Regions from separate parts of the Homo sapiens genome. Here region 2 is linked to region 1. Evidence: read pairs that join two places in POLR2A ChIA-PET (ENCODE). Cell type or tissue: OCI-LY7. All regions are shown on one strand. Links, peaks and the distances in the headings refer to the core of each region. The heading gives the core; the rest is flanking DNA. Region 1 overlaps FBXO11 (F-box protein 11). Region 2 has its middle 8.7 kb from the start of FOXN2.

What was found. ChIA-PET counts read pairs that join two places held together with the same protein. Peaks named below come from ENCODE experiments on the same cell type or tissue, not always from the same donor. Only the 100,000 strongest peaks of a DNase experiment are listed, where the experiment ranks them.
Region 2: POLR2A ChIA-PET joins it to region 1 with 17 read pairs; 4 of 35 experiments call an interaction of 5 or more read pairs at or near these places.

The regions. Positions count from the first base shown.
Region 1 is chr2:47,863,092-47,871,428 of GRCh38, forward strand. The region is part of intron 1 of FBXO11 (F-box protein 11); the gene reads right to left. Among named protein-coding and RNA genes, the nearest start is that of FBXO11, 39 kb to the right of the region's middle. RefSeq lists a silencer at 6,799-7,093. In OCI-LY7, for the core only: no CTCF peak of the experiment used is centred there; a DNase peak (open chromatin) is centred at 4,390; H3K4me3 peaks cover 1,224 bases; H3K27ac peaks cover 949 bases.
Region 2 is chr2:48,301,794-48,310,130 of GRCh38, forward strand. No RefSeq gene overlaps it. Among named protein-coding and RNA genes, the nearest start is that of FOXN2, 8.7 kb to the right of the region's middle. In OCI-LY7, for the core only: no CTCF peak of the experiment used is centred there; no DNase peak of the experiment used is centred there.

The sequences.
Region 1 (8,337 bases), core at 9-8,008:
AAAAAAAACCACCATACACACACAAAACAAAACGAAACAAAAGTTTTCCCCTTGCCTTCAAATCTATTTCAATATAGAAAATAAAACCAAAACATTGTTGTTAGGTTAGCTCAACATATAGTAGTCTCAAGTTAAAAATGCTATAGGAGAGCTAATGAGCTAATTATTAAATTAGAATTCTATTTACACTTTCTTGTTAGGAATAATCACTAGTTGATTTTATAAAAGATATTCTGCTTTCAGGCCAACAGAGAAACAGAATTAAATAAAAATATACTTTAATGTCTACAAGTGCTCTTAAACAGCTCGTTTACATGGCTCTGAAACAACACAGCTAAAGAAAACTTAAGCGAAACCTATAATCAAATCATAAAGGCATTAGTTTAATAAACTCTTCTTTAAAGAAAGGGTCTACAGACAGCTCCTAATTTATGAAGTACCTAAATAAAAGTGGTAACTTTATTTCAAAAGTTTCCCCTAGTTCTCACTAGACCTAATATTTTGGGGTTATGGCATAACAGTTTTTCAAGGAATTGGTTAAATCTGAAGAAATATAGCATCCTCCTCTAGAACACAAAGGCCGGGTGCGGTGGCTCATGCCTATAATCCCTGCCTACGGTGGGCAGATCACTTGAAGTCAGGAGTTTGAGACCAGCCTGGCTAACAGGGTGGAACCACATATCTACTAAAAATATAAAAATAAGCTGGGTATGGTGGCACATGCCTGTAATCCCAGCTAATTGGGAGGTTGAGGCAGGAGAATTGCTTGAACCCTGGAGGTGGAGGTTGCAGTGAGCCAAGATTGTGCCAATGCACTCCAACCTGGGAGACAGAGTGAGACTCTGTCTCAAAAAAAAAAAAACCAAAACCCCATAAAGACAAATCAATAAATCTAAAGCTGGATTTAGGGTTTTGCTATTTTGAACAAAATGGTAGTCAAGTTACAATACGGCATATGTGCTGGAATTTTTAATTTATTTCCATTAAAAAGCTGGTAATTTGGTCATGTTTACAAAGGCATGTGACTTCATTGATCTTCACAGTTATAAGACTAACATAACTATGGTAGTTAAACAGAATCCCTCCTAATTAAATGTTCCTATTCATTAAATATAAAAAAGCATTTATTAAGTACTCACGGTATTTCATGAGAAAACATATAATGAAAGAGACAGAAACTACCTTTGAACAACTCATAATTAAAGACAGGAATTGGCTGGGCGTGGTGGCTCACGCCTGTAATCCCAGCAGTTTGGGAGGCCAGGGCAGGCAGATCACCTGAGGTCAGGAGTTCAAGACCAGCCTGGCCAACATGGCAAAACCCCATCTCTACTAAAAATACAAAATTAGCCTGGTGTGGTGGTGCATGCCTGTAATCTCAGCTACTCGGGAGGCTGAGGCAGGAGAATTGCTTGAACCCGGGAGGCAGAGGTTGCAGTGAGCCAAGATCTCACCACTGCACTCCAGGCTGGACGACAAGAGTAAAACTCCATCTCACAAAAAAGACAAAAATAAACAAGAATCTAGATTAAATAATGGTAAATAAGAGACTAGATTTAATAAATTATTTATGTTATAAACAAACAATAGAGGCTCTGTCAAGATGAATAAAAGTCCACAGAGGTCAGGTAAATCACTAACTTACTCACTAGGGCAATGACATATCTATGAATTAGGTATTTTCACCCACATCAAGTGACAGAATTGAAAAGAAGCAAAGCCTTGAAATTTACTTCTACTAAATGAATCAACATGTATTATAATAGTCTATTTGTTATGTGAGACAAGAACACTCTTTCCTCATTTATTTGCCAACAATACTTTAAGTAAAATATTAGTGTAACACTTGACAAGACTTTCATTCTACGTGTACAAACAAAACACCTGGGCGCTTGTTAGTTTAAACCTATTTATAGAGTAAAATTTTCTTAAACTAAAAATTTCCTGAACTGTTTCCTGTTTCCACAGGAATTAACAGAGTTGTGTTAATTGTAGATATACATGAACCACAGTGTCTGGCAGGTAATAAGTGCTCAATAAATACCCATCAATAAACAAACTGCAGCAGAACCTGATTGTATCTTTGTGACAGAAACTGCTATCACCCCAAATCTATTTACCCCTTCGGTGATAGAACCCAGATTTTAACCTGCACAGATGAACATCTTGAATAAAGCTCACATTTCTCAGCTGCTCTTATTACTGAGTTGGCCATCTGACTAGGTTTTGGCCAATGGGCTACATGGCCAATGGGCTACAGGTGTCCTGTATGACTTCTGAGATATGTTCTAAAAGAAAGAAAGAAGGCCCTTCTTCACCCTTTCTGCTTCCTGCTAGAAAGAATGTTGGAGAGTGAACAAATAGTTTGAACCATAAAGGCTGTGTTTACAGACTGCAGACTAATAAATAAAACAGGGGCCTAGGTCCCTAATGTCATAGTGGAGCCTTCATACCAACTCTAGATGCTTACCTGTAGACTTTCATCACAACAGAGAGGAATAAACTTCTATCTTGTTAAACAACTGTTGTTTTGGGTTTCCTGTCACTCTGGCAGATCTAATTTTAATTAATAGTCATACAAAGTAAAAACACTCTACATTTGTGTAAAAATCTTAAATAAATTTAAGACACTGGTGGAAACAACATGGGATATTATTAGAGTCAACAAAATGTGTTCAAATACCAGCCCCAATACTTAGCTATATGATTGTGGGCAGACACTCAGCCTCATTGAGCCTCAGTTTCCACATGGGTAAAATGGCAGAAAAATATTTACTTCTGAGAACCACTGTGAGGATTAACTATGATAAAGGGAGAAAGAAGGAAACAAAGGAAAAACAAATAATCAGCAAAGATACTTTTAAAAACATTAGCTGGGGTCAGGTACAGTGGCTCATGCCTATAATCCCAGCACGTTGGGAGGCTGAGGCAGGAAGAATCACTTGCAGCCAGGAGTTCAAGACCAATCTGGGCAACATAGCAAGACTCCCATCTCTACCGAAAAAAAATTGGCTGGGCATGGTGGCACACAACTGTAGCAGCTACTTGAAAGGCTGAAGCAGGAGGAACTCCTGAGCCCAGGAGTTTGAGGCTGCAGTGACCTAGGATCTTGCCACTGCACTTCAGCCTGGACAAGTCAGACCCCTTCTGCTTCAAAAAAAAAAAAAAAAAAAAAAGTGGGAAAGGGAAATAAAAATGATTCAAAACCCAAAAATAACGTGGAAAGCAGGTAATTCAAATACACTCTATCTCATCTTTTATAACATACAACATCTACAAAATGAGGGTGCTGTGTTACAGGGTATCTAAAAGTTCTTCCAGCACTAAAAAACTGCGTCCCAAAATGATGTGTTCTGTTACACATATCTACGCTAGCAAGTTTGTTTTTTTTTTTTTCTTTTGAGACGGAGTCTTGCTCTGTCGCCAGGCTGGAGTACAGTGGCGTGATCTAAGCTCACTGCAAACTCCGCCTCTCGGGTTCAAGCGATTCTCCTGCCTCAGCCTCCCGAGTAGCTAGGATTACAGGCGCGCACCACCATGACCAGCTAATGTTTATATTTTTAGTAGAGATGAGGTTTCACCATGTTGGCCAGGATGGTCTCGATCTCCTGACCTCGTGATCTGCCCACCTCGGCCTCCCAAAGTGCTGGGATTACAGGCGTGAGCCACTGCGCCCGGCCTATGCTAGCAAGTTTTCCTAAAACCTTTCAGCTGCATGTCACTTTGAGAAAAAATACCCACCCTCCAAACATACTTTGATAACAGCCAGGATTCTCCATGATGAGCCTTGATCATCTTCAGACTACTTTTAAATATGAACACTGTTCTGACTCTGCAAAATGTTTTGTGTTCTCTGGCATCTTTTATATGTACTCAAAAACAGAGTTGCAATATCTAAGAATTAAGGCCCTCTGATGATACTCACAACTTATAAATAAGCTACCTGAAAACTAAAAATCTAATTGCTCCCAGGTTCCAGATTTTGTCTAACATTGCTTCATTTAATTAATTGCTTTAATTACTTAATTTCATTATTCTCTCCTCTCTTTATTGGTACAGTGCAGTATCAGTCAGATAGGCTAGTTTAAGCTGCAGTAACAAATCCCGAAAATCTCCAGTCTAGCTTAAAACAACAAAGATTTATTTGTTGTTCACTTTACATGTTTATCCTGAGTTAGTGAAGAGCTCTGCTCCATAGAATCATCCTCCACTGGAACTCAGCTTATGGAGCAGCTATTCTTTTGAAACACTGCTAGTTGCAGCAGCAGAAATAAAAGAGAGTTCTGGAAGTTCTCATACTGGCAATTAAATGATTGGCCTGGAAGTGACACACCAACTTCCATTCACAACTCTTTGGTCAGAACTGTTCACACGGCCCAATGACAAAGGGGTCAGGAAGTGCCAGATGGAGGAGAGCCAAAAATAATTACTAAGCAGTATAAATGATTACTGTAAGTCCCAGTCTAACGACACATATGAAAAAGGTTAAATGTTTTTAGTGATATAGATTTGAGAAATTATTAATTCTAATGGCCATTTGATCACTTAAGAACATCAGGACCTTAAGCTTCACTGAAATCACAAACATAAACTTCCAGATTCCAGGGGAATCTATATCAAATGCCTGGAGTAAGTCAATAAAGAACTGACACACATTATCTGCATATTGTTATCTATGTAGACATGGATACATACATACATACATATTCTCCTAAAGACATAGTACATTTCCAGGGAAATAGAGATGACAATGTCAGCCCAAATTTGAGGCTTTAAAAAAACCCATTAATTCATCCCATGTTAGTTTCTCATGTCCAATAATTAGAAACAACAATTTTTTTTAAGTCTCTGAATATGGGCCAAACAGTTAGCAAGAGTCATATACTTAAATGCCTGAAGATCACAGGTAAAGAAAGTGAGTGAAGTAAAACATTAACATCAGAGGAGGCAGAGAACTGAAGAACTTAAGGCCCACACAATCCTTACCCACTGCAAATCCCTGGACAACTACTGCCATGTCAGAATTCAAGCCAGTGTTACTGGATGGTCCGAAATGTATAAAGCAGCTGGGATTCCAGCTATTCAGGAGGCTGAGGCAGGAGAATCACTTGAACCCGGGAGGCGGAGGTTGCAGTGAGCCGAGATCGCGCCACTGCACTACAGCCTGGGGGTAGAGCAAGACTCTACCTCCAAAAAAAAAAAAAAAAAAAAGCTGGGAATCAAGACTATGTGAAATCTCTGGAAGCTTTCATGTTCTTCTCATTATTCCTGGGTACCCTGAAATTTCACAATATGCCACAGTGTGGGCCTTTTAACATTCACTGTCATGAATGCTTGCTGGGCCCTTCCAATTGCAAATTCATGTACTTTATTTTTGAGAAATTTTCTTGAAATATTTGTTTGAATTACTTCTCAATTTTTTATTTCTGGAACTCCTAATATTTGAGAGTTGGACCTCCCAGACTGACAGCTCTCTACTTTAATCGCCCACATTCCATATTTTTGTTTTAAAATTCCAGTTCCCCAACCATTGTTGTCATTGCCCAGTAGGCTCATAAACAAAGTGGCCATACTGGGAGGAATGGAGGTTATACATGGGCTTAGCAACAGGGACTTCTACTTGCCAAGGTTGATTTGGCTATGGCTGCTGTTGAGCGTCCAATTTGGTAGCAGCAGAGGCCAATACTTAGCCCCCAATATAGTACCATTTCCTGGGGTGATCAGCCAGGTACCTAGTGGCAGGTGGATTACACTGGACCATTTCCATGATGAAAAAGGCAACATTTGTTCTCACTGGCATAGACACTTCACAGCAAATGAAAGGCAGCAATGGGCCCATGTTCATGGAATTCGCTGGTCTTACCCCGTTCCCAGCATCCTGAAGCAGCTGGCTTCACAGAACAAAGAAGTGGCCTTTTGAAGATTCAGTTACAACGTTAGCTAGGTGGCAATACTTTGTAGGGTTGAGGCAAAGTTCTACAGGAGACTGTGTGTTCTGAATCAGTGTGCTATATACAGTGTTATTTCTTCCACGGCCAGAATTCACAGGTCCAGGAAACAAACGGTGGAAATAGGAGTGACACCACTTATTTATTACCCATAGTAACTCACTAACGAAATTTCTGCTTCTTGTCTCTGTGAGCTTATGCTCTGCTGGCCTAAAAGTTTTAGTTCTAGGCTTTTATCAAGAGACACAATAATGATTTCACTGGAAGTTAAGACTGCCACCTGGCCATTTTGGACTCCTTATGCCTTTGAATCAACTGGCAAAGAAGGGTGTTATTGTGCTGGCTGGAGTGACTGATCTTGACAACCAAGCGGTAACTAACTCTACAATGAAGGAAAGGAAAAGTTATATCTGAAATACAGGAGATCCCCTAAGGCAACTCTCTTAGCAGTACCATGCCCTCTAATCAAATGCAATGGAAAACTACAACAACCCAATTCAGGTGGGACTACTAATGGCCCAGACACATCAGGAATGAAGGTTTGGGTTATCCCACCAGGTAAAGATCCACGGCCAGCTGAAGTACTTGCTGAAGGCAAAAAGAGTACAGAATGGGTAGTGGTAGTTATAAAGAAGTTATAAAGAAGGTAGTTATAAATACCACATAGTATGTAAGTTATAGGATTTCAAGAAGAGCAAACCCCACTCACGTGTTTTGCATCCTTTTTTGGGGCAAGGGTTAGTACACTTTTGGTCATAAACAGGATAGTCATATCCTATTAGGTGGAAGTATGACCTGGCTAATTGTTTTATTTTTAGTAGAGACAGGGGCTTCACCATGTTGGCCAGGCTAGTCTTGAACTCCTGACCTCAGGTGATCCACCCACCCTGGCCTCCCAAAGTGCTGGGATTATAGGAGTGAGCCACCAAGCCTGGCCAAGATTAGAATTTAAATTGGTGAACTCTGAGTAAGCTGACTGCCTCCCATGTGGGTGGGCCTTATCCATTCAGTGGAAGATCTGAATAAAACACAAAGGCCTCTCCAAGCAAGAAGGAATTCTCCAGTCAACTGCCTTCGGTGTTCATCTGTACCATCAGCTCTCCTGAGTGTCTCTCTCTCTCCCTATGAATATAGCCTATTGAGTTCTGCTTCTCCAGAGAACCCTAATACACATGGATTTTTAAATTAGTGTTATTGCTACTTACCATCTCATTCTGCTTCTTAAGTTTTCTGCTCTGTACTACCCATAAATCTAAAGAGTTGCTTCTGATTGCTACATAGTCTCTGTGTGTGGGCTGAATTGTGCCTCTTAAAATGGTATTATGTCCTAATCCCTGATACCTGTGAACGTGGCCATATTTGGAAATAGGGTCTTTGAAAATGCAAGTTAAGGGAGGTCTTTAGGGTGGGGCCTAATTCAATAGGACTAGTGTCCTCATAAAAAGAGGAAAGTGCCAATGTGAAGACAAACACAGAGGGAGAATGCTATGTGACAAGAGGCAGAGACTGAAGTGATGCAGCTGCAAACCAAGGAATACCAAGGATTAACAGCTACTACCATAATCTACAAATAGGCAAGGAAAGATTCTACCCAGATTCTCAAAGAATCATGGTGCTGCTGCTACTTTGATTTTAAACAGAAGTGTAAGAGAATAAATTTCTGTTGTTTCAAGCTCCCAGTGTGTGGCAGTTTGATATGGTAGCACTAGAAAAGCTAGTATGAGCACTCACAAATTTTACTTATCTACATTCAGACTGATATGTGGAACACACAGGCTGTCACCAACTTCCTGCCACTACAAATAATATGGCAATGAATACCCATGTACATATCCCTTTATGAAACTCTTACAAATACTCTGAGATGTCTAAAAATGAAATTACTGGATCATAGGACATGCACATACTACTACTTGAGCTCCAGAATGGCTGCAAAGTCTACGCTCACTAACACTTGGCATTATCCTCCGCAGGGGTTTTAGAAAGTCCACAAATGCTTTGATACTCCTCTTCCTTGAGTATTGATACTCCTCCCCTTAAGTATTGGTTGAGCTTAGTGACTTCTAATGAACAGGAAGTGGTGATAGTATGCAATTTGGGAGAGTAGGTGATAAAAGACACAGTAGCTACCTGCTTGCTCTCTTCGATTACTTGCTCTGGACAAAGCCACGTGCCCTATCACCAGAAGACGCTTTATGAATCCACTCAAGCAGCCCTGTGGATAGGACCAGGCAACAGAAAATTGAGACCTTCTGCAAACAATTAGCAAGACACTGAAGCCTCTTGCCAACAGCTACGTGAATGAGACATCCTGAAAGCACATACTCCAGCCCCAGTCAAGACTTCAAATGACTATAGCCCTGGCCGACAGTTTGAGTGCAACCTAATG
Region 2 (8,337 bases), core at 36-8,035, 440 kb after region 1:
AGCTCCATCAGGTCATTTATATTCTTCTCTAAACTGGTTATTCTAGTTAGCAGTTCTTGCAACCTTTTATCAAGGTTCTTAGCTTCCTTGCATTGGGTTAGAACACGCTCCTTTAGCTCAGAGGAGTTTGTTATTACCCACCTTCTGAGGCCTCCTTCTGTCAGTTCATCAAACTCATTCTCCGTCCAGTTTTGTGCCTTTGCTGGAGAGTAGCTGCGATCATTTGGAGGAGAAAAGCCATTCTGGTTTTTGGAATCTTCAGCATTTTTGTGCTGGTTTTTCCTCATCTTCGTGGATTTATCTACCTTTGATCTTTGATGCTGATGACCTTTGGATGGGGTTTTTTTGTGGGCATCCATTTTGTTGATATTGATATTGCTTTCTGTTTCTTAGTTTTCCTCCTAACAGGCAGGCCCCTCTTCTGCAGGTCTGCTGGAAGTCTACTCCAGACCCTGTTGCCTGGGTATCACCAGCAGAGGCTGTAGAACAGCAAAGATTGCTGCCTGCTCCTTCCTCTGGAAGCTTCATCCAAGAGGGGCACCCACCTGAGGCCAGCTGGAACTCTCTTGTATGAGGTGCCTGTCCACCCCTGCTGGGAAGTGTCTCCCAGTCAGGAGGCATGGGGGTCAAGGACCCACTTGAGGAGGCAGACTGTCCCTTAGCAGAGCTCGAGCACTGTGCTGGGAGATCTGCTGCTCTCTGCAGAGCCAGCAGGCAGGAACGTTTAAGTCTGCTGAAGCTGTGCTCACAGCTGCCCCTTCCCCCAGCTGCTCTGTCACACTGAGATGGGAGTTTTATCTATAAGCCCGACTCAGGCTGCTGCCTTTCTTTCAGAGATGCCCTGCCCAGTGAGGAGGAATCTAGAGAGGCAATCTGGCCACAGCCGTTTTTCTGCGCTGCAGTGAGTTCTGCCTAGTCCAAACTTCTGGGTGGCTTCCTTAACAGTGTGAGGGGAAAACCACCTACTCAAGCCTCAGTAATGGCGGATGCCTCTCCTCCCACCAAGCTTGATTGTCCCTGGTTGACTTCAGACTGCTGTTCTGGCAGCAACAATTTTGAGCCAGAGGTTCTTAGTTTGCTGGGCTCCGTGGGAGTGGGACCCGCTGAACAAGACCACTTGGCTCCCTGGCTTCAGGCCCCTTTCCAGAGGAGTGAATGGTTCTCTCGCTGGGGTTCCAAGCACCACTGGGGTCCAAAAAAAAAAAAAAAAAAAACTCCTGCAGCTAGCTTGGTGTCTGCCCAAACAGCTGCCCAGTTTTGTGCTTGAAACCCAGGGCCCTGGTGGTGTAGGCACACAAGGGAATCTCCTGGTCTGCAGGTTGCAAAAACCGTGGGAAAAGCATAGTATCTCGGCGGGATAGCACAGTCCCTCTTGGCTTTCCTTGGCTAGGGGAGGGAGGTTCCAGCCCTTGCACTTCTCAGGTGAGGCGATGCCCTACCCTGCTTCTGCTCGCCCTCCATGGGTTGCACCCACTGTCTAACCAGTCCCAGTGAGATGAACAGGGTACTTTAGTTGGAAATGCAGAAATCATCCACCTTCTGCATTGGTCCCGCTGGGAGATGCAGACCAGAGCTGTTCCTATTTTGCCATCTTGGCAGGTCCCCGTCCCTAAGATTTATTGAATATTAGGTTTGTTTCTTTTGTTAGCAATTAGTATAGCTTTAAATGTAGCTGTGTTTTAATGAAGTTTAAATGGTCACCTTCTGAGCCCTAGATGCTTTATTTATTTATTTTGAGACGAAGTCTTGCTCTGTTGCCCAGGCTGGAGTGCAGTGTCGCAATCCCAGCTCACTGCAACCTCTGTCTCCCAGGCTAAAACAATTCTCCTGCCTCAGCCTCCCATGTAGCTGGGATTACAGGCATAAGCCACCATGCCCAGCTAATTTTTTGTATTTTTAGTAGAGAGGGTGTTTCACCATGTTGGCCGGGCTGGTCTCAAACTCTTGACCTCAAGTGATCTGCTTGTCTTGGCCTCCCAAAGTGCTGGGATTACAGGTGTGAGCCACAGCACCTGGCCGCTTTATTTCTGAGTTGAAAAATGTGATCTATATCAGTGATTCCCAAGTTTTTAAAAATGTGTACTCTTTCAAAACAGGACATGTCTCATCCCTAACATGGATTCATTGTAGTAGTTCTCAATGAGGTGGAGCTGGAAAACAGCCTGGTAGTTTAACAGACCCTGGGCCTGAGGATTCTATTACTTCTGCTCATTCTGTTAGATCAGTGGTTTTCAAACTGTGTTCTTGGAGGAACATCGAATAAACATACCTGGGTTTTCCAGCCCTTCCCTGCCTTCCAGTATCCTCCCATCTTCAATCAGAACAGGTCTACTTTGATCTATTTTATGAATTGGGCTTTATGAAAGATTTCATTCAAAGAATATGAAACAAAACAACTGTTCCATTTTAAACCATCTGAAAACTACTGTACTAATTCATTGCTTCTCTTACTTTAATGTAATTAGAATTGACAAAAATTCTCTGCTCGACCAAACCTTCTTCCAGCATATTTGTACACTGTCTTGTAAAGTCCATTTTTAGCAAAGAACTCTGCTACGTCAGTTTAGCAAGAACCTCCCCCACCTTTAGTATCTGACTGGATTCTTCATCCTCTGCCATCCTCCAGAGGATGTCTGATTATAGAGGATGTCTATAGCAGAAGAAACCTTCTTAGGTTAGTTTAGCCAGAATCCTCCTTACTGCCGATGTTTGCTCTTAGTAATTTTTCATCCACTGGCCCCTACCTGCTCCTTGGCTATAAATTCCCACTTGTCCTGCTGTATTCTGAGTTGAGCCCAGTCTCTCATCCCCACTGTAAAATCTCATTGCAGTGGTCCCTATACCTATCATGATGGTTCTGAATAAAGTCTGCCTTACCATGCTTTAACAAGTGTCATTGAATAACTTTTTCTTAACAGAATCATTTATGGGATTTTTAAAATGCAGGTTCTTATTCACTGGGTCTAGAATGGGGCCAGGGATTTTGCATTTCTTTTTCTTTTCTTTTTTTTTTTTTGAGACAGGGTCTCACTGTGTTGCCCAGGCTGGAGTGCAGTGGCATGATCTCAGCTCACTGCAACCTCCGCCTCCCGGGTTGGAGTGATTCTCCTGCCTCAGCCTCTCTAATCTCTGGGATTACAGGAGCGTGCCACTACCATACTCAGATAATTTTTGTATTTTTAGTAGAGACAGGGTTTCACTATGTTGGTCAGGCTGATCTCGAACTCCTGACCTCAGATGATCCACCCGCTTTGGCCTCCCAAAGCTTTGGGATTACAGGCATGAGTTACCACACCCAGCCGGGATTTGGCATTTCTAATAAACTTCCTGGTGATGCCAACACCGCTGAGTGTGCTTGGGCCACACTTGGAGTAGTAAGGATCTGAAGCTTAGGGGTTTGTTTTGTTTTGTTTGAGACAGAGTATTGCTCTGTCACCCAGGCTGAAGTGCAGTAGTGCAGTCTCGGCTCACTGCAACCTCTGCCTCTCGGGTTCAAGCGATTCTCTTGCCTCAGCCTCCTGAGTAGCTGGGACTACAGGTGTTCGCCACCACACCTAGCTAATTTTTCGTATTTTTAGTAGAGACGGGGTTTCACCATGTTGGCCAGGCTGGTCTCGAACTCCTGCCCTCAAGTGACCCACCTGCCTCGGCCTCCCAAAGTGTTGGGATTACAGGCATGAGCCACCGCACCTGGCCATGAATCTTAGGGTTTTAAAAAATCTAATATTTTTTCTACTCACCCAGAAAAAGTGTTTCTTAACAAAGATTTCCCCACAATGATCTTAAATTTACCAAAATGGTAAATTCTAGATTTTATTTTCTCCTCCCTGAGCAAGTCTCAGTCTATCTGCCTCTTTCTATTTACCCGTCTCTTTCTCTCAGTACCTTCTCTCTCTCTCTCTCTCTCTCTCTGGAAGGTAAACAATATTTAACCTTCTGGACATGCATTTAAAAATCTTTGTACAGTCAGCAAATATTATGCCTCAGCCAGTTCATCTCAGCAAGAGCTATGCTTGGAGGGTCTGGGAAATTTGCCACAAGTGAGTTATTTAAAGGCAGTTACAGGTGACAACAGGTGACACGCGCTCCTAAATTTAGCATCTTAATGAATTTCTCCAGAGTAAGAAGTTACAGTCTTTTACCCTTTCACCCGTTGTGTAAAACATTTAGCATACACTTGAGACTGATTATTTTCTTTCCTGTGTTAGTTTGCAACCCGTTCCTTTCTCAAAATACTTCCACAGCCACAGTTTCTTTCCCCACCATTATCCTTTTTTTTGAAGACACAAAGGGGTTATCCACTTTCAGAGCTTCCATTACCAGAGCTGATGCCCTGTAAATCTTTATACAGCTCTATACCTCCACATGACCTGTTTACTGCAAAGTCAGCAAACTTTTTTTTTTTTTGAGACAGAGTCTCACTCTGTTGCACAGGCTGGAGCGCAGTGGCGTGATCTCGGCTCACTGCAACCTCTGCCTCCCGGGTTCAAGCGATTCTCCTGCCTCAGCCTCCCAAGTAGCTGGGATTTACAGGTTCGCACCACCATGCCCGGGTAGTTTTTGTATTTTTAGTAGAGACGGGGTTTCACCATGTTGGCCACGCTGGTCTTGAACTGCTGACCTCAGGTGATCCACTCGCCTAGGCCTCCCAAAGTACTGGGATTACAGGCGTGAGCCACCGTGCCTGGCCAGCAAACTTTTTCTGTAAAGGTCGCCATAGTAAATGTTTTCAGCCTTACGGTCCATTGGTTTTCTGTCTCAGTTGCACAACTCTGTCTTTGTAGTGCCAAAGCAGCCATAAATAGTATGTTAATGAATGTGTGTGGCTATGTTCAATTAAAACTTTATTTACAAAAGTGGAAGGCAGGCTAGATTTGGCCCCCAGGGCCATAGTTTGCTGACCCCTGATATACAAGCATGTAGAAGCTGCATCACTCTGATTACGGCTCCTGGGAATTTGGAAGTGGGACCCTGAGGCTGTGTTAGGTAATAACTGTGGGTTGCTAAGCAGGAAAGTTAGACAAAGTGGGTTGGTAGCAGAGGTGGAGAGCCAAGGCCCGTATCTGGGACAGCCATAATGGGCCACATGTAAGCCTATAAGTGAGCAGAGAGTGAAACAGACACACAAAGAAAAGCCAAGACTAGATGGTGAGAGAGAGAAAGGGGAGAGTTCTTGTTAATGTTGGCTGTGCTTCCCACAGTTGTGTCTCACATAATCCCTGCCTATTTTTATATTCATTTCTCCTACTTTAGCCAGCTGGCATGAGTTTCTGTTTCTTGCAACCAGATAATCCCTAACTTGAGCAACCTTTTGTATTCCAGACATTCCAAATGACTGGCAGTTCTCTGACTTGAATAATCATGCTCTTTCCCCACTAGGCTTTGCTAGATATGGTTCCACCCCTCCTTCTACCACTCCCATTCCTACCTCTACTCTATATTCTTCTCTCTTCAATCTTTGTTCAGACATCTCCCAGGGCTGAGTTAGGACTTGATTCCCATTACTACTTATGTAAAGCTCTATCACTGCACTTGTATACTGCAATTATATTTTCTGATTTGCTTGTCTGTAGTTTTAACTACTATTTTCATCTCTGTACTAAGTGCAGGGCCTGGAACATAGTCAGTAGTTAATATGTTTATTTAATGAATGAGGTAAAGGTACACAGTCTATCTGTAAAATAGGGATAGATTCTAAGCAGCCTGAAGGCTCAGGATCCTCTGATATCCTTACCAGCTTCATGAGCCAAAGCAGAAATAACATAAACTAATGAATTTCTTCATGTGTAAAGGACTGTAGAAAAGTATTCCATATGTCCTTATACTTAACTTTGCTAATAGCATTGTTCAGACCCATAGTCACTGAATTTTTTGTCTGCCTGTTTTATCAGTAACTGAATATGTTAACATCTCCTCCTAAAATTCTGGATTTTTTATTCCTCGTAGTTCTGTAATTTTTGCTTTATATATTTTGAGGTTATGTTATTGGAGGAATACAAATTTAGAATATTTTTATCTTCCTGGCAAATTAAGTCTTCATTATTATGAAGAGTCTCCCTTTCACTCCAGCAGTACTTTTCGTCTTTTTTTTTTTTTTTGAGACGGAGTCTCACTCTGTTGCCCAGGCTGGAGTACAGTGGCGTGATCTCGGCTCACTGCAAGCTCCAACTCCTGGGTTCATGCCATTCTCCTGCCTCAGCCTCCCGAGCAGCTGGGATTACAGGTGCCTGCCACCACACCTGGCTAATTTTTTTTGTATTTTTTAGTAGAGATGGGGTTTCACCGTGTTAGCCAGGATGGTCTCGATCTCCTGACCTCGTGATCCGCCCGCCTCGGCCTCCCAAAGTGCTGGGATTACAGGCGTGAGCCAACGTGCCCGGCCCCAGTACTTTTTGTCTTAGTATCTACTTAATTTAGCTATTCCAGCTTCCTTTTGGTAATTTTGCATGGTTTACTTTTTTTCTATTTTTTACTTTCAAACTTTCTGTATTTTTATGTTCTAGATTATGCCCCTTGTAAAGAGCGTGTGGTTATTTTTGCCCAGTGACAATCTGTGGTAGTTGGTTACATCAATTGGTGGCCCCAGGTTCATCCTACTTCCTAGTATTTACACCCTTATGTAGTTTCCTCCTCTTGACTCTAGGCCTGTTATTTCCTTTATCTGATAGAATGTAACAGAAGTGACAGTGTGTTAGTTCTAAACCTAATCTTCTTGGGAACTCTGAGCTTGCATGTAAGAAGTCGGCTATCTTTCTGTAGAGGCTACATGGATTGGCCATGTGGAACAGAAGTCCTAGAACTACTTGTAGAAAAACCAAAGAACCCAATCAATTGTGAGAACCAAGGCCCCACACATATGATATCAGTCAAGCTGTTCTAACCCCCGGCCATTGGAGCCATCCTAGCTAGGTGCTAGACATGTGAGTGAAGAAGCTATCTAGAACATTTCAGCCCCAGCGGACATCACCCAGAGAAGAGAGAGCCTTCTCCATTATGCCCTGTTGAAATTTCTGACCCACAGAATCTGGAAAAATAATAAAATGGTTTTGATTTTAAGCTACTACATTTTTTTTTTTGGAGATAGGGTCTTGCTATGTTGCCCAGGCTGGAGTACAGTGGCACCATCTGGGCTCACTGCAACCTCCACCTCCTGGTTCAAGTGATTCTTGTGCCTCATCCTCCTGAGTAGCTGGGACTACAGGTGGGTACAACCACGTTTGGCTAATTTTTTTGCATTTTTATTAGAGATGGGGTTTCACCATGTTAGCTAGGCTGGTCTCAAACTCCTGACCTCAAGTGATTCACCTGCTCAGCCTCCCAAAGTGCTGGGATTACAGGTGTGAGGCACCGTGCTGGGCCTAAGCTACTAAATTTTGGGGTAGTTTGTTATATAACAATAGGCAACAAAAACAATCTTTGTCATTAAATTATGATCTGTTTTCATTTAGTGTAATTAGTGATATATTTGGGTTTATGTCTACCATCTTATAACAACTTTCTATTTGCTCTATCATATGTTCTTATTTCTCTTCTATCTTGCATTTAGATTATTTTTTATTTCCTCACATGCTCAAATTAGATTGGAAATTGCATAGTGTCCTGGCTTATTTTATGAATCAACTTGCCAGTGCCACTGGTGGCCAAATGTTTGGTCAAACACTATTCTAAATGTTTCTGTGAAGGTGTTTTTTGGATGAGATTAACATTTAAATCTGTAGACTTTAATAAAGCAGATTACCTTCCATAAGGTGGGTAGATCTTATCCAATGCCTTAATAGAACAAAGATTTATCTCCCATGGGCAAGAAGGAATTCTGCTAGCCGACTGCTTTTGGACTCAAACTGCAACTCTTCTTTGTCTCTAGCCTGTTGTTCTACCTTACAGCTTTTAGGCTACTAAGCCTCCACTTCTGTTTCTCTGAAGAATCCTGACTAATACAGTTTCTTACTATTTTCTCAATGATTATTCTAAAGCTCATAAGATGTATTCTTGACTTACCAGAGTCTAATATTAACTATCACTTTTTCCATACTTCTAGAAAATGCACTGATTTTAGAACACTTGATTCCATTTACCTTCTCCTGACATATACCATTATTTCGTGTGTGTGTGTGTGTGTGTGTGTGTGTGTGTCTTAAGAGGGTCTCTGTTGCTCAGGCTAGAGTGCAGTGCAGTGGTGCAATGATGGCTTACGGGGCTCAAGCAATCTTCCCACCTCAGCTTCCCAGGCTTTCCACTACAGGAATGTGCCATCGTGCCTGGCTAATTTTTTAATTTTATGTACAGATGGGGTCTCACTATGTTGCCCAGGCTTGTCTCTAACTCCTGGGCTCAAGT